Linked DNA regions of Homo sapiens: region 2 is linked to region 1. Evidence: read pairs that join two places in POLR2A ChIA-PET (ENCODE). Cell type or tissue: PC-9. All regions are shown on one strand. Each heading gives the region's core, and the rest is flanking DNA. Links, peaks and the distances in the headings are about the cores only. Region 1 holds the start of PISRT1 (PISRT1 lncRNA). Region 2 overlaps LOC124909439.

Region 1 (15,964 bases), core at 5,801-10,800:
GTCCCTCAGGCCAGCCTCATCCTCAGTGAACCTGAATAATGCACTTGGCCTGACCAGCAGACGGGGAGGTGAGAGTCCCAGCCCAACACCAGACAGAGCTCCATCCGATCCTAGCTCCATTCCACACTTCGCTGTGGAGCATCCTTCAGCAAGTCACTTGATTTCTCTACACCTCAGTTTCCTCATCTGTAAAATGGGGGTCATTTTAGGACCACCTTCATGGCAGTGTTTGATTTTTATTCATTCTACAAATGTTTATTGGGTACTACTTAAGTTCTGGGGAGCATTCTAGGCATTGAGGATACAGCATGAACAAAATACAAAGCAGAGGCTGTCCCTCTACTCAAAGCTGAGAGTGAGGCTTCAGTGAGATGCTATGGCTAAAATGCTTGACACTGGCCCTGGCACGGAGAAAATGCTCAATAAATGGTAGTTACTGATTGTTATAATTAATTGAGTCAGTGCAGCCTGAGTCCATCTCCCATCCTCTTCACCCCTTCACATGGCTAACTTGTACTCAGCTTTTAGTATGTAGACGTTCTTTCCTTCAAGAAGCCTTCCCTGATTTCCTGAGCTGGATTATTTCCCTTTCTCTCCACTTTATTATGGCACTTATCACAGACCATTGTCACCTGTGCACTCTTCAAGGCCAGGCTAGATCTTGATCCATCCCTGGCACATTGCAGGTGTTCATTAAATGTTTGTTGGAGGCTGGGCATGGTGGCTAACGCCTGTAATCCCAGCACTTTGGGAGGCTGAGATAGGTGGATCACCTGAGGTCAGGAGTTCGAGACCAGCCTGACCAACATAGTGAAACCCTGTCTCTATTAAAAATACAAAATTAGCTGGGCATGGTGGCAGGCACCTGTAATCCCATCTACTCGGGAGGCTGAGGCAGAAGAATCACTTGAACCAGGGAGGCGGAGGTTACAGTGAGCTGAGATCACACCATTGCACTCCAGCCTGGGCAACAAGAGCGAAACTCTGTCTCAAAAAGAAAAAAAAATGTTTGTTGAGTGAATGAATGAATGAATGATTGTGAGTCCTAACCATAACCCCTACTCTCAGGGTACTTTAGGTTATAAGAGAGTCAAGGAAAGGAACTTTCTTGCTTACGACTGAGAATCACTTATGGGGAAACCACAGGTTAGCAGTGTGAATTTCTGTATGTGTGAGTACATGATCGTGATTGCTGACATTTATTTATAGTGTGTATGATAGCTGAACATTGTTAGGAGTACTTTAGGTTGATTTAATCTTAGCCTACTCCTATGGGGTAAGAATGATAATTTTCCCCATTTTGCAGATGAGGAAATGGAGGCCCAGGATGGTTAAATATTTTGCTCAAGGCCATCCAGATAGTAAATGTGGATGGAGTCAGGACTTGAACCCAAGTGGGACAGCTCTAGAGCCGATGCTCTCAATTCCCCACCCTGTGATTTCCCATGCCTGTGTGTGTGTGCGCGCACATGTGCTTGTGCATATAGATGTGTGGGCAGATGGGCATGCCCGTGCGTGTCTTGTGGCAAATGTATCCTGGGAAACTCCTATTATGATGGGCAGTCTCTGGCCCTGGACAGGCTCTAGAGCTTGGGGTGGCAGAAAGAAGCAAGCTATTGCTTTAGGTCCAAGTGACAGAAACAGGTAGTCTAGAAGGATGTGCTGTCATAAAAACCATAAATAAAAACCACTGTGTTTTGAGAAACCATTTGCTTGTCTCTGGGTGGACCTGATGATGTGTGGGCTGGTGGGGTGGTGACAACTGCAGGTCTGAGAGGTTGTGGACACCAAACTCAGCATGGCATATTTATTTACTGGCTAGTTTTAACATTTTTCATTACATATATCTCCAGGGACCCCAATGACATATTGAGAGGCACAGGGTCTTCTGCCATTCTTCAGGCTCTTGATACTGTTTGTTTTTTCCCCAGCTGTGGGCAGAATGATTCTTAGGAAACTGATGAATGGTGTTTGGTCAGGGGAAAAGAGCCCATGTGTTTTTGTGGGTGCATCTGTTAGGTGCAGAACTGTGTTACACTCAGGCACTCTTCCATGTGTGCCTGGCTCTACATACTCCTTACTCAGAAAGAAAGAAGCTTCCTTGATGCAGATTGTCATTTTTTCATTCAACCAACACTCCTCAAGATGCTACTCTGTGCCAAGCCTTGTATAGGCCTTAGGAATAAAATGGAGCACGAGACCCAGGCCTGGAGGAGCTGACAGTCTAGTGGGAGAGTCAGATCAGGAAACCATGACAGCCCAGGATGGAGAGGGCCCTACCTGCGGAGCATGCAGAGAGCACCTCATGGAGCAATTCCTAATGCAGCCTGGGGCAGGTGCAAGCAGGGAAAGCTTCTTGGAGGTGCTAAGTGGGATGAGTTTTGAAGGGTGAACTTAAGATAACCAGGGAAACAAAGTGAAGGGATGCTTTCATGAGTTGTAGGTAGTATAAAAGCCTGGCCTGAAGAGAGGGTCCAGGGTGCTCAGAAAATACTAAGTAGTTTGGTTTGGATGGGGAGGCATGTGTTTGTGCTTGTTGGTGTCAGTGTGTGTGTGTGCATTTGTTTATCAGGGGAGGTAGTAACTGAAGAGTTGCATTGGCAATTTCTATTTACATGTTTTCTGTGAAACACTTCTATGAAGTACAATGCATAAGGAACATTTAGTCATTCACATTTTAGTGTGAATAAATTGACCTTTTTTTTTCTTGAAGAACATCGAACCCTTGAATGAGAATAGATGCTGAATGATGATACAGGCTACCCTGTTCAAAATTAGTCATATTCCCTACTCTGTCACATTCTCTGCAACTCTCAAAACCCTCCTGGAACCTGTTGCTGTTTTCAGCCTGTATCCCCTCTGAAGCATGGCAGTCTTGTTGTCTGCCCTGCATTGTAGAAAGCTGAGGAACCTAACATTTGTCCCACACTCACCTCTGGTTAACCCTGTTGGGAGGAAGGGACCCTCCTGATACAGAGGCATGGCTTGGGCAGGCGCCACAGGTCTGAGAGAGTGAAGGGAGGCCTGGGCAGGCTGCCGGCCAGACCACCTGGCCCAGTCCCTGCTTACTGTCCCTGTGCCCAGACCTTGCCTTGCTCCCAGCTGTGGTATCTTCTCTTTGACAGATGAAAGTAATAGACCACCCCCTTCAGAGGGGGCTCCAGTAACTTAAACCATGTGGGCTCCACGGGGTAGGGTGGGATGCAAAACACACTTTTGCAGGGAGAAGGGAAGGCGTGAGGAAGAGCCATTGTCTCAGTTTTGTGTGTCCTGCCTGGAGAGGGCCTCAGGGTGGATGTTTAATGGGCTTGCCAGCTGGGCGATGGAGCCCCAGGCCTCCTGACTCACTGGCCACTTGATTGGCTGAGTGCCTGGTAGACCTAGCTTCTGGACAATCGTGGTGCATGGGCTGCAGGCACATCTCCAGAATGGGAACTTTGGGGTATACAGTCCCTTGGAAGTAGCTGAAATAAAACCTCTCCAAAGTGGTGCCATCTCTGTCAGGACCTGATGGTTTGAACTCCTGGGATGGTGGGCTTCTCTTTCAGAGCTGAGCTGACCTTCCGAGGGATCTGGGGCTGAGGCCAGGTCCTGAGCTGCTGAGGGCAAGGCCCTGAGGATAAGAACTGGGGACAGACAGCATGTTCTAAGCCAGGCTGGGTGGCCACTTGCTGGGACACAGTGGAGGATTCACTGTCAGGTAGGACTGTTGCAACAGATTATGTTAAGAAACTGTACTTGGGTTCCTATACCTTATGAGATAGCTGCACATACGTTGTCTCTTTTGACCTTACAACAAGCCTAGGTCCTATATTGAGGATTAAGTTATTTAAAAAGGGAACTTGCCCAGGGTCACAATGAGGAACGGGTAAAGGCAGGTTTTGAATCAAGGCCTAAGCCCATTTTCACTCTTTACAGTACATCTTTGCTTCTAAGGGTCAGCTCCAGGTTGCTGGAGTTCAAAGCCCAGCTGGGCCACTTTTATGTATGGTGAACTTGGGCAGGTTACTTAACTTCTCTGTGTCTCAGTTTTCTCATCTATCATTGTTAACGATAGAACTGCCTGTTAGGATTTTAGGGAGGATCTAATGAAGTAATTCAATGTGAGACCCTGAGCAAGGACCAGGCGCATTGCAATTGCTCACCAAGTAATAGCTGCCAAGGCCGTCAGTAGAATTGCTGGGGTTGTGCTGGATTGTAGATGAGCATGTTGGTGTGGATGTGATCTCAGTACCCCATCACCTGGACTAAAGGGTGTGATGAGCTTTGGCTCTTTGGCCTCCTGAGGGTCCCCTTCTCTTCAAGTCCCAAAAGATGACTTAGACACTGGGCTCCATAGCCACTTTCACACAGTCACTCTCCCATGGGGAACAGGGGAACAATGAAGGAAAAACACTGCATAATCCATTCATGGCTGGGAGCTGGCTGTGGCTGTTCAGGGCCCTGTCAGACCATGCTGGCCTGGAGCTGTCAAATCATTAAGGAAGGTTATTTTGAAGAGGTGGACTTAGTAAAGTTCATGCAAATGGAATGTTTTCTGTAATGAGGAAGCATGGTCTGAGACTACAGTGGTCTGAGAATAGCTGGCCATACATCCGAGGTGCCAGGCCAGTCTTGGTTATGTGTGATGTCTCAAAGTAATTATTAGCAGTGCCCTTTTCATTGTTAAACGTGCCCTGGTTCAGATGATAAATTATACGTCAACCCTAATTTGAGTTGCAAGCAAGGCTTTATCCACTGAGCTGGCTACCTCGCTGAGTGTAAAGGTGTGCTGGGAAAGCCCCTTTCTTCCCTGGTAAAGCCTGTCACTACAGGGCTACCAGGATCCAGATGGTGGGGCCTGTATGGGAGACATCCAGGAATAGCCACAGCACTTGGAACCCAGGCAGCAAAACTCCTGACTCTGCAGAGTGGGGGTGGGGGTGGGTGGAGGAGCCAGGAAGACGGCCTTGAGTGCAGTCCAGCTGGCAGCATGGAGGCCTGGGCCCACAGCCAGAGACCCACACTGCTTTGTCACCTGGGTAGGAGTTGGGGAGATTTTAGTTCAAAGACATATGAGATATTGGTCTGGCTTAACTTTTTCATTTTCCTGATAATAATGACAATGGTAATCATGACTACCTTTAATTAAGCCCCAACTAAGTGCCAGGTGTGTGTGTGTGTGTTTGTGTGTGTGTGTGTGTGTGTGTGTGTATTATGCACAAATATATATGTATATATAATTTAATTAAGCCCCAACTAAGTGCCAGGTGTGTGTGTATTATGCACATATATATGTGTATATATATTTGTGTGTAATACTTATATATTATATATAATCATATATACACACACTATAGATATAGTGTGTATGTATAACATATTTATACATATGTAACATATACACACACTTCTTAAAGTAGTCCAGAGATGTTGGGTGAGACAGAAAGAAGAAAAGGAACACTCTTCATATCACCCCACTAGTAAGTGGCAGAACCAGGATTTGGACCCAGGATCCAGTATGCCACTTGCACAGCCCTGCAGCCCAGGTTGGGCTTGGAAGATAAAGAGGCAGGGGAGGATGGGCTTGCTGGGGACCTTTCTGTTCCTGTTTGTCCCTTGCCCTCCCTGGGCCATGTCTGCCAGGGAAAGGCCATGCTCGAGGCCACATGAGGAGTTGCTGAGCTGTCTTTCATCCGGTCCCGCAGTTATTTGTTCAGCATGCAGTGCAAATTTCCCTGTCTCGAGACATGGAATCTGGTAAAGCTTTGCCTGGATCAATGTCCAACCCCTTTCAAGTTCTGGAGAAAGTTACTCCTCTCTAAAGTTCAGACCTGCCAGACTCAATAACTCCACAAAAATGCTTGGATGAAAATTGCTCCAAGCAATCCCAGTGGAAAGCCAGCACCTCACCCCTCGTTTAAAGTTATGATCCTTATCATAATTAATTCAATAAAGAAGTAATGTGCTTCAACCTAGGCAGAGAGAATAATTTTCTGTCCTGACTGGTATAAACTTTCAACTCGGGACATTTAAACTCTGGGTCTGAGCTCTTGCAGCAAGTAATAAATTGCAGACCCCGGCAGGGCTGCAGAACCCTGATTTAAACTGCGGTAAATAGGCCGCTATTGAAGAGAGGAAGATTTGGATTCGGGTGGGCAACTCCAATAAATAGCAGAGCATTGTTTATAAACCCTGCAGTCCCGGCTGGCCTCCGCCTTGAGACAGGCAGTAGCGTTTGCTGTTGAAAGCACCAGAGCGTTTGATCCTCACACTCAGAGGACCCACCTTGAGTCTTGAATTTAAAATCTGTTTCCTTCTATAATTGAAAGGTAGGATTAGCCTGACTTCTAAACAGACTAACACATTCTCAAGTGGAGATACTGACTTGGACCAAGCCAACTCAGCCCAGAGTTGCCTTTCCTACTCTTTCTCTGGAGGTTGCAGTGATAAAAGTTCATTCTGGATTTGTTTTGAACACGTTCAGAGTAACGAAGCCCCTGTATTGTCCCAGAAGTCCATCAGGTTTGCAGAAATTACAAGTTTAGCAATCAAAGTCTTTGGAAACAAGTTATAATAGAAGGAAAGTCAGTTTCAATCAAAACAACTTTCAGATTGCATATTATAGGAAAAGATAAATTCAACATCCATTGTTTTGTGAAAATAATTCAATGATGAGGGAGGCAGGGTTCTTTAAAGTGGTTAAATTTGGGAACATCAAGGCGGTTGTCAGACTCGTATTCTTTTGTTCCTGGCTTAAGATTTTGGATACCTCCTTTTTGAACTGACAGCAAGCATGCATTCCAAAACTCAAGAGGACCTTTCTCTTCAATTTTATGGGGTTGAAAACAATTGTATTATCGGCCCACGTTCTGCTCTGTGGCCTCAAGCTCATGCAGAGATGCACTGTGACAAGGCTTACTGCAGTGTTAGCTATTCCAAACCACGCCGGGCTTGCGTAGCGCTATATCCAAGACAAATAGCTGGTTCTGGAGAAGTGATTGAGAATATTCATGGATGTTATTCATCAAAACACACAACATACACATACTAGGCAGCCTAGACCCTTTTGGTATCATAAAAAATGTGAAGCGCTGCCCCAGGGGAGGGAGGAGGAGCAGTCCTTTGAAACTTAGATGGGGAGAAGAATGTAGGAGAGAGGATGGGGCAGCTAATCAACTATTTCAGGTCCAGGTACACCCCTTACATCCTTTTTGGAGCATAGACAAATATACATAAATATGTGGATAAATAAAATAATTGTGTGCCACATATATCAATCATTTTCTGTGGGTTTGTAAAGAAAATATCTAATATTCTGTTTGTGCCTTGCCTATATTTGTGTCATCCATTCGAGGCACCGAGTATAAAATAGAAAATGGAAGCTGATGTTACTTTAGCTCTTGACATGGTCAAATATTTCTATTGATGGTGACTCTGGGTCTTTTCTTTCTAGTCATTTTTTTTTAAGTGAGAAAAACATCCACTTTGTAATTTATAATGCTGGATAACCAATTTTAAAAAAGAAAGAAAAACTCAACAAAAAATAAATACTCAAGGCTGTTGTTTGTCACTGGATTTTGTTTCTAAGCATCCCACTTAGACTGCTCCTGACCCTTTCTTGGTACAGTCCGTCTGGAAGGGCTGGTTTCCCTGGGTCCCTAAATGGGTCGGATGTCAGTGGTGAACAGTCCGTCTGGGGTGAGAGGCGGAAGGGCTGGTTTCCCTGGGTCCCTAAATGGGTCGGATGTCAGTGGTGTCTGTGGGGTCTGCTTCCTTGACATTGTCTCCCAAATGAGAAGTGACCATTAAGACTTCCGGGGGCTTAATCTTTCAGACCTAGATCAGCCCTGCTCAGCAATTTCAAACAAACCCAACAATGTGGCTGAAACTGGCACAAGATAGGGTACCCTGGGATGAAAGCGCGTGTTAGAGCAGCAACTGAAATCCAGAAAGCTAGAGCTGTGTAGCTTTCATGACACAAGCATTTGAGCCAGCATGTTTGACCAACGCTCACAACCCCCGCTTGCGCCCCCTTCCACCCTCCAATCCCTCTTGGATTGATTAAATTGGCTCAAGATGACACCAATAATTGGCTCAAGATGGGGCTTCGACAGGCCCAATGATCCATATCTTCACATTCCCTAAAATCAGTCCTTTCAGCTCTGTGTTGGATTTAGGATGGTTTACATTGGCTCCGTCACAAACATTTTAATAAAGTCCCAGAGAAACCGCAAACGGGTGACATCATTGGATGGTGTTAAAAAAAAAAAAAAAAGAGTCCCATTTTGTAAGAGAGAGGCTGGGCCTCCAGAGTGTGATCAGGGTCTGCCTTCCCCATTTGGTCATTCAGTAATCATCCTCTGTAATTAGGACCATAATATTTAAAATGGGGTGCGGCAGGGGGTTGCCGGCAAAGGACATTAGCTATTAAGTAAAAAACAAATATGAATATTTTGACATAAAGTAGCCAAGAAGATGAAGGACTCTAGGGTGGGTTTGCCGCCCCAGGGCTGAAGGGCTGGCTGCCTGGACTTGGGTGGAGGCATGTGGAGCATTAATGTAAGGACAGCCCCTTGTCCCCTGTCCCAGGACACAGAGACAGGACAGTGGGGCTTTGGAGCTGAGGATCCAAGCTGGAGAGGGGAGCCACTCAGAGCCTGGGGATTCCCATTAAGAGGGTTTCTTGCTGAGGGGTAGCCTAGAGGGAATTTTCATTTTCTTCCCTATAGTATTCTGTTCACTTACCTGGAACTTTTTCTAAGAGTTTATATTAGTTTTACAATTAAAAAAAAAAAAAAAACACAAGTAAGCTTTTTCAAAAATTAGTATAGCTATTTTGATTATGTCCAATGATTGTAATTATATATTAGACTGAAAATATCTGGAAAAATACAATATTAATCTTAATGGTAGCTCTCACTGGGTGGTAGGACTAGGGAAGATTTTTGTCTTCTATTCTTCTGTGAATTATTTTTGTAATAGATAAAAAATTTCAAAGGAAAGGGAAACATTGAAACCTCAAGAAAACAAATTGAGCTCATTTAGACATAGATTAACCTATGTGTATAGTGTCCTCCCTCTTCCTGCAAAAAAAAAATGAGAGTTGCTGTTTTAATTTTAGTATTATATTGTATTTTTAAAATGCATTTCAGGCAGAGGTGGGAGGATCACTTGAGCCCAGAAGTTTGAGACTAGCCTGGGCAACATAGCAAGACCCTGTCTCAAAAAAATGCATTTCACTCGCATGATTATGAACTTACAAGAAGCAAGATGTTTTCAAATGGCAGAATCCAGCTTCCCAGTTGAGGAAGGGACAGATATTGCATTCCCTGCGAGTCGGGCCTTGCTGTCTGAGGTGAGTTGGTGTGCTGGTGGGTCCCCCCTACTGTTGTTGCTCCCTCAGAAGGGGCTGGCACATTTGATGTGTATCCCCTTGTCAGGCAGCAGGGCTGAAGTCATGTCGAAGATTTCCCAGAATAATCTATCCATATGGCCATTACAATTAATTGACTTTCCTGTGACTGAGGGTCAATCTGATGCCAGAATATACCTTGATCACTTTTTTCTAGTGAGAGATTTCTAGACTGTTTTGTTTTATTTATCTTATAAACATATCTCTGTGTTTTATGGTTCACACTGAAAGAGGAACCTGGGGACCTTACAGACCATGTAAAAAAGGGGAAGATTAAAACATAGACTATATGGGGTGGGTGTGTGTGTGTGTGTTTGTGTGTGACTGTTTTTTTTTTTTTTTTTTTTTTAAGCGATGCATGTTTTAAAGACTGGATCTGGCCATGACTAAAGGCTCATTGCTAATGCTGGGCCTTATTTCACTGACTGGAGTTCAGGCATATGGAAAATACCTGTTAGTTCAACTAAATACACCTAATATGAAAAATGGACTCTGTTCCTTGTGCTAAACAAATGCATTAACAAATTTGCATAATGTAAACTCATCCCTTTAATGACTGTTTGGCCCCAAAATATTGCTGGGGTTATTCTTTCCTCCTCTCCTCTCAGCCTAATTTTTTCTCACAGAGAAAGTGGGAAGGAGAATACTCTGGAATGAGACAGATGTGAGATCAAATCTCTTTTTTGTTTCTTGCTGTGTGATTACGGGCAGGTTGCCTAACCTCTCTGAGACCACAGTTTCTTTTGTGTGTAAAATGGAAATTGTATCCCTTTCTAAGGGTGATTTAAGAATTGTATGATATGGCCGGGTGCAGTGGCTCATGCCTGTAATCCCAGCACTTTGGAAGGCCGAGGTGGGTGGATCATGAGGTCAGGAGTTCAAGACCAGCCTGGCCAACTTGGTGAAACCCTGTCTCTACTAAAAATACAAAAAAAAGAAAAAAAAAATTAGCCAGGTGTGGCGGTGGGCACCTGTAATCCCAGCTACTTGGGAGGCTGAGGCAGAGAATTGCTTGAACCTGGGAGATGGAGGTTGCAGTGAGCTGAGATCGTGCCACTGCACTCCAGCCTGGGTGATAGAGCAAGACTGTGTCTCAAACAAACAAACAAAGAATTGTATGATATGATGGATATAAAGCACCCAGCTCAGACTTGTTTTGGCCACACTGACAGAGGAAGGTGAAGCTTTGAGGCATAAGAGAAGAGCCCCAGAATGAAGAAAGAAGGAGAATATGGCTTTATTCACAGCTGACTCACTTTGGGAGAGTCACGGCTTCTCTCTGGAACTCAGTTTCCCACTTAGAACATGGGGAAGGTAGAAGTGTGTGGAGTGTGTAGAGTGGTCAAGAGCCTGGATCAGGGGCTTAAATCCTGGCTGCCTTACCTTGGGCCACTTCACCGTGCTGTGAATTTCCTTCTCTGTCAAATAGAGGCCTTGTGCAAATTGTTTGAAAGCCTTTGCAGCAATGCTTCGAGTGTGGTGTTGTTTGAGTATCAGTGTTTGCCATTATTCTTATAACAAGGTTCTCTTTGGTCCCTTCTGGCTCTGTTTTTATTTATTTTTTTATTTCTACTTCCTCTGCCCTCAAATTTTCAAGGACAGGCTGATTTTTATTTTATTCTTCAACATTAAGGTAACTGCAAACATATTGTTGAAGGAAAATAAAAGGTACTTCTCAGGCTTTCGTCTGCAATAACTTAAAGAAAAGGACCCAGAAAAAAAAAAAAACCCAAGGACCCAGCACTGTCTTGATTCTGTACAAATGTTCACCTCCTTCAAAGAGGCAAGAAGGCAAGTCCTGCCAGATCTGATTGTGCAGACCCAAAGGATCTGATCGCCCGTCACTAAGGCTACTAATCAAATTTCCATCCAATATGCTCACGCAGGATTTCCTGATCAAACACTTAAGCCTGCCCCTCTGCACCCCCATTAGCTAACATGTTTTATATGCAGAGGGGTCATCAAAAGTGTAATTGCCTTAAAGAAACTTAATCCCGCATTCTTGTCAACTCAAAGATAACTAATAATGCTTGCTAGCTGATATTTTTCCAACATCAAGAGTGTACCAGAAATTAGGATCTTGTTCTTAATCTTCCTCACAGCAGATGTTGAAACCTAGGTGTACTGATATCTCTCACGGGCCAGGTAAAAGGATGAATTTTCTCTAAAATTAGCTGGCTTTTCTGGGACAATATGCTGCTGCCACGTAATGCTAGAAGACTGGAATAGGCTGTGGAGATCCAAGCCCAATGGTTTTTCCTAGTCAGTGTAACATTATTTTGGCTTCCAAGTTCAAAGTTTACCTGTGAATGCTTCTGAGGATATGGCATCCATTTTACATTTGAATACATTTAATCAGCTAACATTATGGAGTGTCTGCAAAAGAAGTTTGCTAGATGCCCGCCCGAAAAGAAAGCAAAGTGAAAGTACAGCACAAGAAAGGGATTATGTGAGTGTTGATTTTAATGTCAGTTATTGTATTTAATAAGGGTAATTAAAAACATTACATGCTTGATATTGGTTTATTATGTGGATATATTCTAAACATAGCATGTGCCTAACAATTCATTATTTTGCCATGCTTCACAGCTTCTAATATGTCCATTTGGTCAGTGTTTCAGGGAATTTTTTTTTCAAAAATTGAGATTTTTTAAAGCTCTTATTTCTAAAGGTGTTTCTCATATTTGAAGTAAGTTTTCTGTTTCCATTTTCAAATAATCACTATGTGATTATTTTATAATCATGTAGTATTCCCTTTAAGGGGAAAAACTTCCCATATCCATGTGCATACATGTACATGTGCCTGCCTGCACATGTGTGCTCGCGCATACACATACCTGCACGGACACATCAACAATGCCTCACTGGGATTTGTGGTTTGAATGAGAAATGGTCCCAGTCAGGCTGGGACAAGTAGGTCAGGAAATTTAACCTGACTTTCCCAACCCCAGTCATCACTGGCAGGGTCTGAAAAGGCCAGGTTTGTCAGGACTCAAGGATCCTTGGTGTCTGAGTGGCAAAACTGATTTGAGGTCCTGTCTGTCCTGTCCTAACATTTGCCCTAGACTCCTCCAAGTGGCACTAACTAACCCAGGCTTTTGTGCACAGTGCCTCCACTTGTGTGATTACCCCTGACTCCACTCCTGGATGAGGTCAGGGGTCATCTGCACAGACTTGTTCCACTACTTCGGCAGGACAAAGAAAATGTGTTCCTTGTGTTTACAGGGGGAGAACAGAGCCTGCCACGAGGGCCTGGAGAGGCCCGTGTAAAACAGGCCCATATGACAAAAAGGTGAATGAATGGTATAAGTTGCAGCCATTTATGGCAGTCTAGGTATATGCCTGTGAGGGAAGTAGGATTCTCCCTTCTTTACAGATGAGAGATTAGGTGGCCTGTCAACATCATAAGGTTCTTCAGCACCACTGCCCCCACCCAGGATTAAAAACCCAGCCCCATCCATCTCCAAAGCCCGTGTTCTGTCCACTGTTCCCTCCACCCTGCCCTCCTAGGGAAACACCATGCACTAGAACCCTTATGCAAGAAGCCCATGCACACACAGTCACACATGGTACATGCTGCTTCCTACAGCTACAATGACTGCATGGTCTGAAGTTGTGCAAACAGGAAAGGGAAACATCTATGAGAAAAAAGCACATTCCTCTTCTGTCCTGTATACCTCTGCATGGGACACTCTGTGAGGAAGTCCTCAGACATCATGGTATCAATTGCCCTGGGTGGCATGGTGGGGGTGGCTCAGGAAGAAGCTGTCCAAATTCCCATCACCATCTGCCTCCCAAACTACCCTAGGTACAGTCTAATTAAGTAAACAAATTAAACAATCAATAAACAACTACAGTCTCAGTAAATTCAGTGTCCTTGCTGAGCAACTGTAGCTCCAAGACAAATCTCCTAGCTACCTCCCTGTCTTTGTAATAGATTTCTGCCCCGATCCTCCTCTATGTAAATGTTGAAGCAGTGTCTAGATAGGCCATTTCAACGATCTGTTTTATTAATACATTTACTCTGTATTCTGTCAGGCCCTGATGTAGGACCTGGACACAGAGGTGAACAAGACGTGGTCCTAGACCCTAAAGGCTTTTGAGGGAGGTTAAACTGATTAGGCCTACCTGCAGGTTGAAAGGTGGTCAAGATGCTCTCTGCAATTGAATTTTCAGCAAAGGCATGAGCGTGCACTGACCTACCATGGGAAAGCAACTCTTAGCTTGTTTTCATTATAGAAGGGTATCTCTTTATTTATTCCTCGACTTAATCAGGCCTTTGAATTGGCTCATCTCAGGCTGGGTGGGACAGAGGGAGAGAAGCAGTTCATTTCAGGTCAGTTTGGGCTGCTTGTAGAAAATGGGTTGTTACTTGATTGCACTGGATGATCCATGTCTGATTTGAGAAATTACTCAGCAATCTGATATTTTGCTAGTTTGAAAAAAATGTTTCCTACCAGCTGAATGCAAATCACATTTTATATGTTAATGAGTCATAAACTCAGAGAATATCCATGCTTGAAGAGTCCCTAAAGGTTATGGAGGCCAGCCTCCCCATTTGACAGATAGGGATACCAAGGCTCAGAGGGTAAAGGACTTGTCCAGAATTGAGGTAAAAATCACCAGGCAGCAAATTATGAGTGTTTCTATTACTGGGGCATTTTCCAACAAGTTTATTGCCACAGAGAGAATGGTCTCAGTTACCCTGGGCAGCCACAGAACTTGACACAACTCAGGAAGTAGTTTTAATGTCAAGAGTTTCACATATTTTCCAACTTTGTTTTACCAAAACGCATCTGCTGTTCAGAAACATCCCCCGACTTCTAGGAGAAACATCTCAAAAGGACAATGAGAATATTTTCTATTTTTATAATGATGTCGGATCTTTTACCTTTGGGAGATTTGTATTTAAACCAACCCAGCTTGCCAACTTCCCTTAAAGAAGAAGTCATTAAATTTCCAATCGGAAATTTGAGCATAAATGAGATATTTCAAATGAAAACAGCAAGGAATTTGCAAAGGCATCTGATCCTGCATCATACTCCCAAATCTTCTTTAAATTAGTTCTATGTCAAAAGGCTACATGGAAAGACTTTTTCTTTTGTCTGATAAAGGAAAAATTGGAACAATATCACTTCAGTTTAGTATCCAGGCTATCATTTGGTTTCATTCCAAGGAGAGGTTTTTTTTTTTGTTTTTTTTTTTTTAACTTTGGTCTGTAACTGCACATGTATATAAGTTTAATCAGTTTCTCCCATAACTTTATTGCCATTTAAGCTATTCTCTACTTACTGACCTTCTTTCAAATTAGATGGGTGGATCTTGTCTATGATACGGCATTTAGCTCCATTAGAAGAAAAATATCTTAGCTGAATGTATGTAACATTGCTTTGCTAGAAGAAAATAAAATTCTTCTGAAAAGGCAGCTGGAGAGCAAGATGAGTTCACTGCTCCACTGCCTCCTGGGGCTGTTCCTTATCAAAGCATGTGATTCCATATCAAAAAAACGTGACCATGGAGAAACACTTAAAGACCCACGACTCCACTAGAATCTACTCCAGTTTCACCCATTGCTTCCTTCTGAGATCTCAGGGACCAAGATAGTTCTTTACCAAGCCTTACAGCCTGAATGTGTTCTCAAAGGAAGTCCCCCCAGAGTCACTCTGGCCCTACTAGCCTAATGCCATCTCTTATCCAAGATCAGCTTGACCCCTGGTCCATCCAGTGATATGTGTCTCTCCCTCAAGTCGGGGGGGCAAAGGTCTTAGTGTCACAGGCTTCCTGGGAACCAAGGCAGTCCAGGTTGCAGCCAAGTTCTTGGGCCATGTCAAAAACTTACTTCCTGAGTCTGGGCTTCATTACTTTCTCTACTTGTTCCATCAGCAAACATTTACAAGCACCTAGTCAGTGCCAGATCCATGTGAGGCACCCAGCCATGGGCTCTCATGGTTTGTTGGCAAACTCAAACATGGAGGAGATGCTCACAGAAATGAGGGCATTTCTACATTCTTTAATTCCAGGAATTGCCCAGTGTCCTTTCTGGGGCCAGAAAGCCTTGCTCTTCCCATCACATCTGCCTCAGAATCTCAGAACACCGTGTTTGGGATTTCTGAACTAGTCGAAAAGTAATGAGAGACTATTTCAGACACTAAGGACCCAAAGTTGTTAGCTAATTATAGGTACATTTTCTCAGAAAATCCTCCCTAACAAAAAGAGTCTTAGTGGGAAGTGGGATCGGGGTGGGGCCCAATCCAGACCTTTATGTTTTTTTCCTGTCAGGGTATCCATGATTCTGCTTCTTTTTCCCTATCTCCCTTCTTTCCTTCCTTCCTACCTCACTTGCCTCTCTCTTTTCTCTCCCTTCCCCTCTTTTTCTTCCTCTTTCTTTCTTTTTCGTTTCTCTCCTTTTTCTTTCTTTTCTCTATTGTACTTCAGAAACAGAACAATCACCCCTGGAAGAGATATACATAAACTGTTTTTCCAGAATAACTTTAAGCTTTCTTTCCAAACAGTATGAACCCGGGGAAACCGTGGCACCTTGGATCTGGCTCCCAGCATCCTGCCTAGTCC
Region 2 (15,964 bases), core at 5,699-10,698, 83 kb after region 1:
CTGTTTCTGAAAACCACAGTGAACACCCTGAAACTCTGGGGACAATTCTGACAACTTTGGAGCTGGGAGGGAGTTCATGGCCCCTTGGCTTCCAAAACAGAAAGAGGGGCTATGACCTGGCGCTTGGGATTGTCAGAGTTAGTTGGATTCTGAACTGAGAAGAACTGTCTGAGGACAGAGGGGAGATGGATAGTGCAGAGAAAGGATCATTCATTCATTCATTCACTCAACAGCCCTTCGTTGAGCATCTATTGGTAACAGATTGTGACATATTATTTTTTCCAAAGATAGCCATGCCCTATGTTTATCTCACCCCATATGCCTTTCTTGCAGGGTGACGGACACTCCTTCCACCTAGGGGGACCTGCATTTACTCCCCTTGAATCTGGATGGGTGTGTATGACTGCTTTGGCCAATAGAATATGGTAGAAGTGCTATTATATGACTTCTGATTTTAGGTCATAAAAAGGATACAGATTCCAGTTGTTTCCCTCTCTCTCTCTTTCTCCCCACAACCCCACACTCTCTTTTGGGATGCTTGCTCTTGGAACCCAGATGCCATGCTGGGAGGAAGCTCAGGTCACATGGAGAGGCCCAGGTAGTCCTGCAGTCAATAGGCAGCATCAACCACCACACATTGTGAATGATCCTTCAGATGGTCCCAGACCCTAGCTCAGGCCCAGACATTGTGGACAAAGTGTCCCATCTGTGCTAAATTCCTGACCTCTGGAAACCTTGGAGGTAAAATATAACTATTGTAGATTTGAGTCACTAGGTTCTGGGATAATTTGTTAGGCAGCAATAAATAGCTGGTGCATAGGCTCTGTGGGGAGTCCGGGCCACAGGAAGAGCTGTCGGGATCTCTGGGGAGATCACTAAGTAAACAGACAGTGACTGTGTTGCTTGATAAGGGCCATAGAGGGGAGCACAGAGAAAGTGTGTCTGACTCCCCTGGGGTACTGGGGATGGGGGCTCAGAAAGTCTTCTTGGGAGAGGTGACATGTCAGCTTGGTCTGGAAGGGCTAGAGTTAGCCAGCTGAAAGGAAGGATGAAAAATGGGGAAGAATGAAGGGAGGGGGCACTCCAGGGGGAAAACCTGGGCCAGGGCCATGTCCCTGGGAACTGGCTGCTCAGGGTGTTATCTGGCTTTTCTAGGTGACAAATCTCTCTAAGAACTGATCATTGTATAGGGTCTCACAACTGGCCAAGCCCCTGCATCTACCCAGGACAAATGAAATCAAGACTGTGGCCTTAGAAATCCTGTTCCAGGCCAGGGCCTAGGTACTGGCAGGGTATGAGGCGGTGGCCCACAGACAGCAGTGAGGAGTTATCCCAGAGCACATCTTTCTCTTGGGCTGTAGCAGCCTCTGAAAGTACTGGAAACCAGCAGGGGAGGGGGCCAGGGGCGAGATGGGGGTCAGTAGCATGGCCAATGCATTTGGGCAGCATGGGAAAATCCTGAAACAGCTTCCTACTCCAGGGGAAAGGTGTTTTTAATGCAAATTACAGCAGCATTGTTACCTGTAAGTTGGTGCTGACTTGCTAGGGCAGCAAGGCTGGCATTTGACTCCTTTAGATGTTCCCCATGGCCGAGTCCCACTCTATGAACTGCCCTTCTCTGAACATAGCTTCTCCCTGGTGGCCTTGGGTTTTTGCCTGAGCCCCTTCTCATACCCGGAGTGCCCATCCTGCTATTTTTATCTAGTCCCTCACCTCCTCCAGGAAGCCCTCCAAGAACCCTCAGGCTCCTCAGGACTCTACAGCCCCCTGTAACAGCCCTGGAATATGGTGGTGCCATGGCCTGTTTACCTGTGTGCCTCCCCAGCTGAATGTGGGCTTCTGGAAGGTGCAGGCAGTATCTTCCAGGGCCCAGCCCAGAGGAGGCCTTCTTTAAAACCTTGCTTTTGGGTGATAACCAGGATGGATGTTCCTTTATCTCTGTCATGAGATCTGTGAACACAGGAGGGACTCATGTGCCCTCCACTGCCCTCTGCAGAGCCTTCCACACTGGAGCATTTGCTAAGCACTGGCTGAATGAATTATGTGTCTCTGTGATCTTCAGTCCTAGGCCATGAATATTTCTGGGTCTGCTCATTGAGAACTTGCATGCAGATAGCACTCCATAAGTGGTTGTTGGATCGAGTTGAATCAGATTCCAGGCTAAGGACAGTGGGATACTGGGGTGGATGAGCTTGGTGTGTCTGGGGGTATGTGTGTGTCTTTCAGTACCTCTGTGTGGGGGTCGTATCTAGATGTGTGTGTTTGTGTGCATCTGTGACTGAGTGTCCATGTGCATCTCATCTTGGATGAGTCCATATGTGTCTTTTGTGATTGTGCATGACTGTGTGTGTTGCGTGTCTGTGTGGGGATGCTCCCTCTGAGCTAAGAGCAGGGGATAGAGACAGCCACCACCCAGTCAGGAGCCAGCCAGCTGTGTCTCCATGGAGTCTCTTGCCTGCCGGGTCCCAGGACAGCCAGCCTAGCCTAGCAAGACTCAGGCCTTTTTTGCAAGTTCTAAGCAGTGGCACAGACACAGCCCACAGTGCTGCCTGCCCACCAGCCCCCGTGCCTGGGTGGTGTGCATGTAGATGGGGCCAGCATCTCCCTGGCCTCCTTGCTGCTCAGTAAGGAATGGATTATAATTCCCAGGCAGGCTGCATCTGCAACCAACTTGAGGGAAATAATTGTTGAGCGAGTTGAAAGAAAAAAATTGTAGCAAGGAACTTCAAGCCAGGCAGTCATCCGTGTCATTAAATTAGGTTAATCTAAATCCTCAGAGTCTAGTGTAGCAGCCTCTAAAGCAAACCCTACATGGCTCTTTGGAGTTCCCATTGTAAAGTTCCCAATAGGGGTGTTCTTCAAGGGACACAGTAGGCAGTAGCCTTGCAGCCTGAGGACACACAGAGCTTGTGACAGATACCAGTTCCTCCTCAGGGACCTGGCTCTGCAGGAAAAGGCATGAGATGAGAGGCAGGCCCCATCCTTGTGCTGCCCCTTCCTCTGTGTGAGTCCCCCAACCACTCCAGGCCTCATTTGCTCTTGCCCAGCTCACAGGGCCTATTAACAAATGCCAAGTGGGCCAAAAGGAAAGGAAGAGGGTCCCTTGGATGGGAGAAGCTGGGGTGGAGGTGAAGCCTGAATTACTTCAAACTTGCCTTAGTGTTGCTCCTCCAAGCTGGGTCTTTTTAACACCAACCAATGGCTGAATTGAAGAAAAAATGAGAGATGAGTCTGTGCAAAAAGTCCCACTCTTGTAAGGACTGCTGTAAATCATTAATTTATGACTGCATCCAGACATTTACTGACTCATTAATTCAATCATTTTCCCCCTCCTTTATTCATTCTTTTATAGATCCCTCAGTCCCTCATTCTCTCTTTGGTTTAGTCATCCAAAGGTCTCCCTCCCTCCCTCCCTCCCTCCCTTCCTTCCTTCCTTCTTTCCTTTCCATGCTTCGAGGGAATTGCCTGGTATGTGTTCGTCCCCGTGGCTGTGTAGAATGAAAAGCACTTCAAGTACCCTGCCCCGAGGACCAGTGCCCATGCTGTGGCCCCCCAGCTTGCTCCTCTCCCTCTCTCCTTGTGTCTTGCTCCCCACTGTCCCCTTACTGGAACACCATTTCCTCTCTGCTCCTCTCCCATAGGGAGCACATGAGCTGATGGTGGGCTGGTGAGGAGGCCTTTGTCAGGGCACTTGGGAGGAAAGGTGCTGAAACTGACCTGATAAATGAACCAGCAGGGATGTGTGGCCTGGCTCCCCCTCCCCCTTTGATCAAAAGCCTCTGAACCCCTGATGACATCCCACAGCATATTCCTCTATTAATCAGAAAAGCCTTGACAGATGTAAGCAATTTGTCTTTGGAGAGGACTGGAGCAGGGGTGGGGGAGGTGAAGCGAGGAAGCCCAGCTCAGCCCATAAGGGTGGGGAAGATACTGAGGGTAAGTCTTGAAATGGGGCTGAATACATGCATACTAAGAAGGCAGGGAGCAAGGTAGAGCCAGTCAGATCAGAAAGGGAAGTGCTTTCATTTCCAAGCATATTTCCTCCTTGATTGAGTAGCCCCTCCCAATACCACCACCAAACCACGAAGCAGGAATGAGGCTGAGATCCAGGGGTTAATCCCACTCAGACTCCTTCAGGGCTCAGATGCTTAAAGCAACAGGGGCCTGGTGGGTATGGTTCAGGCGTGGCTCTCATAACGCCACATGGCTGCTTCGGCTCTTGCCTGCTGATGACAGTGATGCTCAGCTTAAAAACAACATCAAACACCTAATGAACCTGCCATTCAGCAGATTGGGAGCTGGGCACGGGAGATGCAGGAGAGAAGAAACAATGTCAGTTCTCCAAAACCCCTAGTCTAGACTATCTGGCAGATAAATTAACCAGGAAATGGGTTTTGATGTGAGGATGGTCATGGGAGGGAGCATACAATATACAGTGTGGAGTGGCCAGCCCAACAAGAGGGGTCCTTTCCCAGAGGAGAAGACACAGCTGCATCTTGAAGAATGAGTAGATGTGCTCACATGAGAAAGGCCCCTCTTTTTTTGTCCATTTGGAGAACTGCTACTCATCTGTCAAGGTTCAGCTTGGGTCTCCTGTTAGCCTCTCTTCCTCACTAATTCTAGAGGTCAGGGACTGTGACTCATCCCTTTGTCTCCAGTGCCCAGCCCGGGGCCTAACACAGAGTAGCCACAAATGTTTCCTAAAGCGAGTGAAATGGACTTGCAGGCAGTGGGAGTAGCATGGGCAAAGGCATGGAGGCATGATCAGCATGGGGCTTTGCAGAGAACTACAGTCTGTGTGTGTCCGTGGGGCGGTCTAACTGATGTTTTGTATCAATAGGAAAACTGAAAACTGAATTAAATTTCTTCATTTTCATGGAGATATCTGGCCCCATACAAAGGCAGCCCACGGATCTGACTGCCACTGAGGAGTATTATACAATCTTATTTTCATTATGCTTTTTTTTAAAAGAGTGCTCTATGAATCTGATTAGATGCTTCAAACATAAATTTTAAAACTTACTCTTGCAAGTTTTAGAGACTAAAGCCACGGCCAATGTTTTGATCATATGCCTCCTTCCCTTTCCAATAAACACCTAACACACTTTGCCAAGCTTTCTGTGGTCAGGATTTACAGATCTGTGACTCAGCCCAGTGAGCCAGGGAACATGAAAAGATGTCGCTGGGGAGAAATATGCAAGGAAGGATGGGAGAGGTCAGCGCCTCCACCAAGCAGGACAGACTCCCACAGCTTTTCCTAATAAACAAGTTTCCAGGGCCCTTTGAATTCTTCCAGAGAGAAGAGGAACGTTAGCATTCACATTGAGGGGAGGAACATCACGCACAGTGACCACGTGGGCCCAGATCCTCAGAAAGGGGAGTTAAAAGCTCAGGCAGGAAACAGAACTGGGAGGCGGGCTGGCACCGGAATTAGGGTTGCTGACAACTATCATCATTGAGTACCTGCTGTTTGCCAGACACCGTGCTAGGCCCAACCCATAAGGCAAGCTCAGAGAGGTGAATTGCCTTGTCTGAGGTCACATGGCCAGTAGTGGGAAGCAGGGTTCAAAGCTGGGTTCGTTGGTTCCAAGCTTTTGTTCTTCTAGATTCCACTGTGATTTGGGGCCATACAATGTGGAGGGGCCAACCCAACAAGAGGAGTCCTTTCCCAGAGGAGAAGACACAAGCTGCATCTTGAAGAATGAGTAGATGTGCTCCTGAGGGTGCAAAATCAATCAATCTGAAGTCCAGGGGATGAATTTCTGAGAGCCACAAAAGGGGTCCTCCTTACTCAAGACCAAAGACCTGAAGAGTCCTTCATCAGGGCTCTGACCTGGGGTCTGGGCCTGAGCTTCCTTCTGGATTGATGCTTATTGTAACATACCCAAGATGCTCACAGATGCTGAGGACCTCCAGCCAGTTCCAAATGAGTTTGCGGTAGGAGGATTTTTAATAGGATTGACTCTAGACTTAGCATTTCCTCCAAATGCCTTCCTGGCTGCAGGATAAAACCTCTGCCAGCCCGAACCATGCAGGTGCCAATTCTGTTTCCCAGGCCCACATCGCTTCCCACTAACTCCCTGACCCCTCTATGAGGCCAGTTCAATGTCGACCCCCTCCACACAGCTCTCCTTGGCTCCTCTGACCTTCATTTATTTCCCAGTCCCTGAGTGCCTGATAATGATAATAAAAAGCTGTTCTGCTTATTGAGTGCCTGTCACGTGCTCAGCATTTTATATATATTATCTAGATTAATTCTTATAACCCTACTCCAAGGTGGGTCCTATTGTCTTCAGTTTTCAGAGGAGACATGGAGACTCAGGGAGGTTAAGTAACTTGCCAGAGGTCACACAGCTGGGAAATGGCAGAGCAGTGAGTTGAGCCCCTTGGCTGTCTGAGCAGAGAGCTGCTGTTCCCAATCACTGTGCTTCTCTATCTGCAAGCTGCATCACAGAGGTGAACTTCTCATTCTCCTGTCTTTACATGATCTCTGTTCCATTTAATTTACCCTGACTTTCCAGGTGTGAGGAGACTGGTGTCTTCATCCCCTAGTACCATTTAAACCTACTTTTTCACTGTGCATTTAAGGCATTTTGATATGGTCAGAACTTAGTACATGATTTCTGGAGGGCACACGAGTGAGCCTGTGGGTATATCTGTGTACATGTCTGAGAACGTGCATGAGTGTGATTGTGTGCCTGTGTGTGTGTGTGCATGTGTGTGTGAGTGTGTTGGGGAAAAGAGGTCAGGAACGAGAGCAGGGAGATGGGTTGGAAGGATTTAGGGTGGTGACAGAACAGGGAGATGAGGGAGTCTGAGTGTTCCCGGGACTCTGCTGTACCCAAGGGACAAGAGAGGAGCGAGCACGGGAGTCCTTGGGGGACTACAGAGAGACCAGAGGCCCTGGGAGGGATGAGGCCTCTGGGGGTAGACACACTCCTCTTGATGATGTACTTGGTAATGGCTGCCAGGAAGCCTGGCACAAACTTATGTGGATGAATAGGGAAGAAGACAAGCTTCTTGGTAAAGTAGGCCCCACTTTACCAGATGAGGTTTGAAGAGATACAGTAACTGACACTGAGTACATATTGTGTGCTAAGTGTATTACATGCATGAAAGTATGGGATCCTCAGACCTGTAAGGGACACAGTGTGATCCTTATATTATGAATGAAGAAACTGGTCCAGAGAGGTTAAGAGGCTTGCCAAGGCCACACAGCAGATTGATGAATTTGGAAACATGGATGAGGACAAGAATGTGTCTGTCCTCCAGTGACTAAAGCTGAGAGTTCTCCTGGGGGTGCAAAATCAATCAATCTGAAGTCCAGGGGATGAATTTCCGAGAGCCACAAAGGGGTCCTCCTTACTCAAGACCAAAGGATAGGCCTGGACTCTCAGACCTTAGGGAAACTGCAGAATGGAGCTGGGGGGCTGCCAGGGGTCCAGGACAGTGGGAGTACCCAGTGCCTCTGATCATGGAGGGCCTATGTCTTTTTCACCATTGGCATAGAGTATGGTTCGGCAAGGTTAACAGAACTTTGGAGCCCTTTGGAGCTGGGTCTGGAAGGTCAAGTAAGGGTTCACCAGGGAAGTTTCAGGCAAGTGCATATTCTTAGCAGTTCATTCCTGCCTCTGAGTCATTGAGCAAGACATCTCTTCCTCTCCCCAATCTGATTCTTATCTGCCCTTCAGGGCTGAGTCCTTAGGCACACCTCCTCCAGGAATCCTTTCTTGTCTAGCGCAGCCATGTTGATCACAAGCTCGGAGTGGCCCTGCTCTGGCCTATGTGCAGGACAGTTGTGACCCAAGCTTGGCTGCTCTGCACTGGTGAAAGCACCAGAGCCTGGAGGCCCAGCCAGAAAGCAGAGGCTGGCTGAAATGGAGAGGAAAGGGGAGGAAGAGAGGGGGAGAGCCATTGTTATCTTCTGGACAAGCCCAGCAAGAGGGAGCTATGCACGGCTTCTCATTCAGAAATAAATTCTAGTCAATGAGCTGGAAGACTGCTGGGAAACAGCAGGCTTTGCCTCGGCAGCTACTAGTAGGTCCCAGAAGAATGTGCAGATGGGAATATACTAGGGATACTATGTTTAAGTGCCTCTCAACATATATTGCAATATGAGTAATGTGGCTTTTTTTCCTCTGAAGTCCCACCTAACCACTGAGGCAAAGCCATGGGGTTAGTGCTTCAGGGGAGAAAAGAGCAGGCATAGCGTAGAAAGTGGATATTGCTAGGGCAGGGGAGGGAGACGTGCCTAGAGGAGTCCCTTCAAGCTGCAAGCGGAAGGAAACCTGTTTCAGTCTTGGGAGAAAGAAAGAAGAGGAAGGCAGGGGAAGTGGTTGGACTGTGCCATCCTGCTTTCCTACAGTTTCTCCCAAAGAGAAACCCAAGAGAGATGTGTTGTAAGAAGACACAGATAAGTCTTAGGCTATGTCTGATTTCAGGGCTTACATATGATTTCCAGGGAGCTAGACTGAGGAAATTTTGCTCCCTCTTAGAGAGCGCCGCATCCAACGTGATGCCATTGCCCAAAAGACAGAGTCAGCCACGGCTGGGCAGGGAGACTACCACGTAGCAGCCAGTCTCCTTTGGCTCCTCTGGAGGAATCTGGAGTTGTCCTCCAGCTGTCACCAAAAGCTATGAGAAGTAGGAGGTGGAGCTGCCATGGGGCTGCCATTGTGAGGGTCAAGGTGACCCCAGAGGAGAGACCAGGCTGCGGGAGACTGGGCCAAGGCCAGGTGGTGTGTGGCTGAGAAACAGGGTGTGCAACATTGCTAAGAATGGAGCCGGGGCCAAGTCAGCCTGGTGGGGGAGTCCAGTGGGCAGTGAGCATGCTGAAAGAAAGACCAAAGTTCTCAGCCCTGAGCTCTGTCAGGGGAAGCCAGCAGGGGTCCAGAGAACAACCCCAAGGCTTCTCTCTTCCTTTCCCAAGACCCCTCCCTCCATCAAAGGAGGATACATAATCTCCCGCCTACTCCTAGAAGCTCTCCTGGGAAGAAAAATGGGGGAAGGGGAGAAAGGCTCAGCAAGGCTTGCTTTACCTGCAAGACACTAGGATTCCTTCAGCTGTTAAATCCAGTGGCTCACTGCTTCCCTCCACCATTCTGATGGGGGATATAGAGAGAGAGAGAAAATAAAACCTCATTTGGGGGCATAGTCCAGTGTGTAATATGTTAAATTGTTGACCATGAAACAAGATTAATCTGAGGTTCAGCCACAAATCTGTACTGAGGGCACAGTATCTCACATGTGAACTTGTTCTACCTCTTCTCTCTCAGATCATCTTTTTAGATACTCAGAAGCAGGATGTCTTCGAAGACAGTTGTGCCCCACTCCTTCCTCCCTCCGAACGGGAGGGTTCTTGCTGTGCTCCCATATTCTTCCATCTCAATTCCTATCCACCTTCTGGGGCACTTCAGTGTGTGTCCTTTCTTCCTTCTGCGGGAGAGAGTGAAAGGGGGCACGGGTGGGTTCTTCAGTAGGCGCTGTTTAGCTGGTATCTCATAGGGTGGGCACATGGCTGGCTGGAGTAGATTGCTTTAGGAAGTGCCACGTCAGAACTTTGAAGATGGTTTGAAACCATGTTTGCTGTCTTAGCTTTTGGCTACAAGTAACAATTAAGAGTAACAGAAAGTGTAGATTCTTAACATTAAGGCTAAAAAAAGGTGGATCCCAAGTCAGTTCAGTGGCTCAAGGATGTCATCAAGGACCAAGGCTCTTTCTAGCTGTTTATCTCTTATCCTCAGCATGTCAGCATTTCTGTCCCTGTGCATATTGCCTCATGGTTACAACATGGCCGCCACAACTACAGACATCACATTTGTTTTTTTTGTTTGAGACAGGGTCTTGCTCTGTCACCCAGGCTGGAGTGCAGTGGCACAATCATGGCTCACTGCAGCCTTGACCTCCCAGGTTCAAGCAATTCTCCCACCTCAGCCTCCCGAGTAGCTGGGACTACAGATGTGTGCTGCCATGCCTGGCTAATTTGTGTATTTTTTATAGAGACAGGGTTTTGCCACATTGCCCAGGCTGGTCTTGAACTCCTGAGCTCAAGCCATCCACCCACCTCGGCCTCCCAAAATGCTGAGATTACAAGCTTGAGCCACTGTGCCTGACCAAACATCACATTCTTATACATCTGTAGTCAAATCAGGCTTGTGTATCTCTCTTTTTTGGAAGGGAAATTTCTCCCAGAAGCTTAATGGTGGCTGGTTCTTGTGCCCACTTTGCAGACCACCCTCTGGGCCCACCTTCCCTGAAATGAAGACATCTATAATCATATAAGCAGGTTTCTATTAGCAGGGAGAAAGGTTGGGATGACATTGGTCTGGAAACCAACAATGTCAGTGGTTCAAGTGAGACCAAGCAAGGAAAGAGAGCCAGGGCAGGAAGCTTCATGTGACAAAAGCCGAGGAGACAACAAGGAATGTTCAGAGTGGGTCATTGCTGAGCTGCAGTGGAGGATGGTGGTGGTGGTAGTGGTGCTGATGATGGTGATGATGGTGATGATGCTCGTGTGGTGATGGTAGTGGGGATGAAGCCACACATTCTGAAGCACTTACTGTGTCTCACCCTGTATCATCACCAGGGATCCCACACTTAATCCTCCAGCAATTCTATTATTTTACTTACAAGGGAACTAAGGCTTAGTTCCCTGCACTGGCAGGTGCTGGGGCTGCAGTCATTATTGCAACCCTGGCTGTTGGTGTGGTCTGCTAGGAACACTTCAAAGCAGCTGCCATGCATAGATTCTTCCTTTTATTTTTTATCACATATTTAACAAATATTTCAAGAGTCTCCTCTGTTAAGCTATCCTACATCTTAGAATTCTAGGATACCATGGAGGACAAGATAGACAAGGTCCCTGCTCCCATGGAGCTACATTCTAATGGGCAGCATGAGGGATAATCAAGGAAGCAATTAATCAGTGAATCAATACACAAGAAAAATACCAGCTCATGGTAAGGGCAAAGAAGGACACTGTGACAAGTTGCTGCCATCAGGAGTACTTGGGGAAAGAACTTCATTTATACTGAACGGTCCAGGAAGGGCTCTCTGAAAAGGTGGCACTTGAGCTGCAACTTCTATGGAGAGATGGAGCAGCCATGTAAAGACCTGGGGAAAGGGGACTCCAGGCCCACGAACAGCAAAGAAACAACCTCTGGGGTGGTGGACAGCATTTGAAGAACAACAACGACAAAAAACCCCACCCTGACTGGAGCCCAGTTGGGCAGGGACTGAAGTACATTGGAGAGGAGTCTGGAATTTTTTCTCAAGTGGTATAAGACGCAGTGGAGCATCTTCAGCAGGGAATGCATAATCTGAATTGTGCTTTTTTGAAGTGTATCCTGGTGCGGGAAACTGCCCCTTTCTGTGGGGCTCACTGGCACACCTTGTTCCATGGGCATCGGTCCTGCCTCCCCAGGAGAACTGCAAGTTCTTGGAGGTGAGAACTCAACTGAGCTTGCCTCCTCTTGCATGTGAAGGGTGAAGGCCTGCAATGGAGATGAGTGTCATAAGTAAATATTGAAAGTTTCTGCTTTACCTGAGGGTCCTGAGAACAACCATCCCAGGTAGAAGGTGGAGCATGAAGGTATCTGCTTCTCAGAAGTTCCTGGAGTCCACCATTTCACATACCAAAGCAGACTCAGAAGAAGACATCATTTTTCCCTTGGAGATGTTTCTCCAGGTTTGTGGGGGGTTCCTCTCCATCCAGCCTCTCACACAAGCTTGGGAGCAGCCCTGGGTCTCATTAGGAGGAGGCTGTCAGATGAGCTCAGCGTCTGGTGGGTCATTCCTCCAATGAGATCTGATAGGTAGCAGACGTGTGTGCTGGGGGTGACCTGGTGAGCAGTCACCCTTCTGCCCCCGTCTGCCAGCCAGGGGGCTTCCCCACCCCTGCAAGGTGCTCCACAGAACTTGGCGCTGAATATATGAAACACGAGGCCATCCCTCATAATCAGAGCTGACTTATGGGAAAATTAAACACAGAAGGACATTCTGGCTCCAGGGAAGCTTCCTTCTATGACTTCCTGGAGGCATAGTCTGGCTGTATGCACCTTCAGGGAGAACGGCTGACCCTGCTGTCAGCCAGAGAGCTGTGACCCCAGGGTGGCAGTTGCATCTCGATGATATGTTTGTATCTGTTGGAACAGGGGGGCTAAGAACAAAAGAATAAAAATAAGGGTGGAATCTTTTTGTTTGGAATGTTCCATCTACTCTGTAAGTCCTTGTGTCTGGATATCATTTATTTTTCAGAAGTACTGAGTTGAAATCTCATTAAGTTTTTCCAGGTGAGTCAGTTATAAATTATCTAACTCCTTCTGAAGCCATTAGAAAGAATGCAAGGTCTGCTTAAGGCAGTTTACAATAAAGAGCCAAGGTGGACCAGTTCAGAGGAGCTATCAGAGTCAGAGCACAAGGAAACCTGGGAAAAGGTCTCAGGAGGTTGAACCTGGTGGAGGTGTGGCTGAGTCAGGCCATGACTCAACTCTGCTGTCACCCATTTGGACTGAAGGACAAGCTAGAGGTCCTCTCTTGCACTGCATTTGCACACTAGGCTGCAGGATGATACAGAGCCAGGGTTCATCATACTCCCTAGTTTGTCCAGAGAGCGCTTTGAAGGCTGCTGTGGGCTCCCTTTACTTAAAAAGACCCTTTCTCATTAGGATTTAAAGCATATGCTTGGCCAAGTCTGTCAAAATGCATCACAGAGATGGTCCCAAACTAACTGTTGAGCAGCCCCCTGCCCTGATCAAAGCGGAGAAGGCAGGCATCGCGCTGCCCACGGATGCTGGAGCACGTGAAGAGAGCCAGCTGGGACTACAGTCCAACAGGCCCACAAGCCACAGGCCAGAGGGCCTGTCCACGAGCTGCTGAGCAGTGAGGCACCTGGATGAACCCAGTGCCCAAGATGTCCATGAGGGGATCAACGGCTCCTCTTGTCCAAAGCCAGATCATAACAGCTTGAGCCCTGCCAGGGAATGAGAGGCTGATGTTGTAGCTGGAAGGGCTGGATGGGGAGGGGACATAGATAAGGGGATGCAATTCCCTGCTGGGCTAGTGTGGGAAATTAAAAAGCACAGACGATGTTTATGCCCTAGAGGTGAGTGGAGGACCAAAGGAGACCCTAGAAGCCCCAGATCTGAAGCCGACTCTAATTGCAACAGCTCCGTTGCTTGAGTAGTGGCCAGACACCTGGCACTGTGCCAGGGCTGTCATGCCTGGACTCATCCAAGCCTCCTAATAAATCACTGAGGGTGGGCATACTAATGTTAGCCTATAGGTTTGACAAACAATAAAATAAAACACAGAAAGATTGAGTACTTTGCCCAATGTCCCACAACTAGCCCACAGCAAAGTTAGGGTTTTAACCTACAGCTGTTTGGATACAAAGCCAGTGCCCCTAATCCCTGGGTGTACCACAGCTTAGAGATCAGACCAGGTGCAGCCCCATCATAGAGAGGAGAGATAGTCATTAGGGGACCTGAAAGCTTGGGGTACAGGTCTCCCCAGTGGAAGGCTGGCTCAGAGGAATTCCACATGTGGATGTGGGCCCGGGATCGCCGTTCAGCAGCTGCATATCCAGAGGACGACTGAAAGGGGAGGAACAAGGCACACAGGTGGGAGTCTCCTGCTGCTGACCACCCAGGATGGACCTGCCTGGGGAAGGCTGGAGGATTTGGCAGGGGCGAGGGAAAAGCAACTCACACTTCAATGCAAGAGCTCATCCCAACACCTTTTGAGACTGGGGTGTGGTCTCATTCTCTAGGAATCAGCGACTCAAAGAGGGACTCACAGAGGTGGAATGGTGGCTGGCTCATGGTCACCACAGTAGAGAAGCTAGTTTCAGAAGAAAACTGCAAATAAATCTTGGAATGTTCCATCTGGGACCTCAATGGCTTTGTCCTGGGAAGGTTTTGGCCAAAAAAGAGGGTGCTGTGTCTGAGATGAGGAGAGAGGTGTGAATGTCCAGCTCCTTGGGCTCTGCTCTTCTTGTCCCTGGCTGGAGCTCCTGACTCAGGCAGGCAGGGGCATCGCAGGACCCATGGGTGCAGAGCCCAGAGCCAGGACCTCAGTTTACTCTGGTTGTCTTCCTGCCTATCTGGGCTGAGATGGGGATCCAGCTCAGCAGCATGTACGGTGTCCCCCACATACCCCAGTGTCACAACTGCTCCAGCTCGGCTTCCTCAGCAGCCCTGGCTCCATGCTTAGGACCCGTGGTGGGTCCCTGGTATTCACTATGATGCTGCCTGCCCAGCCCTCTGCCCCTGCTCCAGTGCCCAACACACCAAACTTGTCAGCCCGGCCTCTGGGGCTGGCACCTGTCCAGTGTTTCCTTCTAACCCCCACCTGGGCACTGGCCTCAGAGTCATATGCTCCTGGGTTAAAAACTCTGCCACTTACTAGCTATACTCGCTGGGCAAATGACTTTATTTGTGGTGCTCGTTATTAAGCCATTGTCTCTCAGCTTCAAACCAGCGTCCCTCTGTGATGTTCTGGGATCCCACAAATCACCAGTATGCCTTGCCAGAACTCCTTGTTAGGCTCTGCCAAGAGGGGGCACTAGAGGGAGCCTGCAACACTGGTGGATGGAGAAGGGGTCAGCTCCTTTGTGTCTGTTTCCTGTTCTGTTGGCAACACCCCAGCAATGCAATGGCCCTGCACCCCAGCAGCAGCCGCTGGTTCCAGCTGTCAGTTTCCTCCCCATTCGCAGACCTGTCCCATGGGGTCCTCTGAGAGACACCCCCTCAGAAATCTGGGCCTCAGCCTTGCAGCCCCCTCCCAAGTGTCCACATCTTTATAAGCCCACACTCTCACCCTTGTTCCCTCAGCCCTAGGGGCTGTTACTGACCCTGAGGATCTTTTCATGTGCTTATTTGCCATCCCTGTATTTTCTTTGAAGTGTCTGCTCAAATCATTTGCCTATTTTAAACAATTAGATTACTTCCTTATTATTGACTTGTAAGAGGGCTTCATATATTCCTGCTGTTACTACCTCTGATGTCTCAGCATTCCCCTTTGCCTTTCTGTTCTGCAAGCCCTGGTTAACAGTGCCTTATATGAAATTCGCTTTGTCAAAAAGACATTTTCTGTCTCCCAACAGACATACTAGTCTGTGCCTCCGATTCCTCATCCATCAAAGGGGAACAGTGACTCCACCTCACAGGTGGCAGTGAGGAGTCAGCCAGAAGATGCCTGTGAAGGGCATCATGGCCCAAGGCCTGGCACCGAGGTAGGACCTGGTTCGAGTGGCTGAAGACTCAGCAGCTTCAACAGGGTCCCTATCGTGAGCCCCCAGAGCTGTGCCTTCCTGTTTGCTTTAGGCCAAGGGAAGAAGCAGAGTGCCTCTGTGGGCTCCTCTCAGCTGACGCAGAGGCGGTTTTTCCAGCCAGCTTCTCTCCTTTGAGAACTCGTGCGATAAAGGAGAACCTGGGCAACCCTGGAGTGAGGCAGGGTGAGGAGAACTGGCCCTTCTTACATGGCCTAATAGTCACATTTAAGAAGTACCCTAATGAGAGATTTTTTAAAAGTCTGGTTTTCAAATTTCACTGTTAAGAAACAAAAGGGCAGGCCATAAACTGGAGGGAATTAACTCAATGTTAAGTATACAGACAACTTAAAAAAAGCAGAAGATTTGAACAAACACTTCACAAAAGAAGATATCAGAATGGGCAGCAGGCACATGAAAAGATGCCGAATGTCATTAGTCATAGAGAAATTCAAAGTAAACTACAATGAGATATCACCACCTCCTCTCCCACTAGAATGGCTAACATTAAAAAGACAGAAGATTCTGTGCTGATGAGGATGTGGAGCAATTAGTACCCTCATACTTTGCTGGTGGGTTGCAAAAAATAAGACCATTTTAGAAAATTGATTGGCAGTTTCTTATCTAGTTAAACAGAGGCTTATCATATGACCCAGCAATCTCCTTCCTGGATATTTACCTGAGAGAAATGAAAAC

The links. ChIA-PET counts read pairs that join two places held together with the same protein. Peaks named below come from ENCODE experiments on the same cell type or tissue, not always from the same donor. Only the 100,000 strongest peaks of a DNase experiment are listed, where the experiment ranks them.
Region 2: POLR2A ChIA-PET joins it to region 1 with 19 read pairs; 2 of 35 experiments call an interaction of 5 or more read pairs at or near these places.

What each region holds. Positions count from the first base shown.
Region 1 is chr3:139,222,411-139,238,374 of GRCh38, forward strand. It overlaps PISRT1 (PISRT1 lncRNA), which reads right to left and starts at 11,112. Exons shown (of 1, transcript NR_027070.1): 1 at 10,582-11,112. RefSeq lists an enhancer at 1-336. In PC-9, for the core only: no CTCF peak of the experiment used is centred there; no DNase peak of the experiment used is centred there.
Region 2 is chr3:139,305,413-139,321,376 of GRCh38, forward strand. It overlaps LOC124909439, which reads right to left. Exons shown (of 2, transcript XM_047449421.1): 2 at 10,733-11,492. The coding sequence ends at 11,082. Among named protein-coding and RNA genes, the nearest start is that of MRPS22, 31 kb to the right of the region's middle. In PC-9, for the core only: no CTCF peak of the experiment used is centred there; a DNase peak (open chromatin) is centred at 7,669; H3K4me3 peaks cover 550 bases; H3K27ac peaks cover 1,305 bases.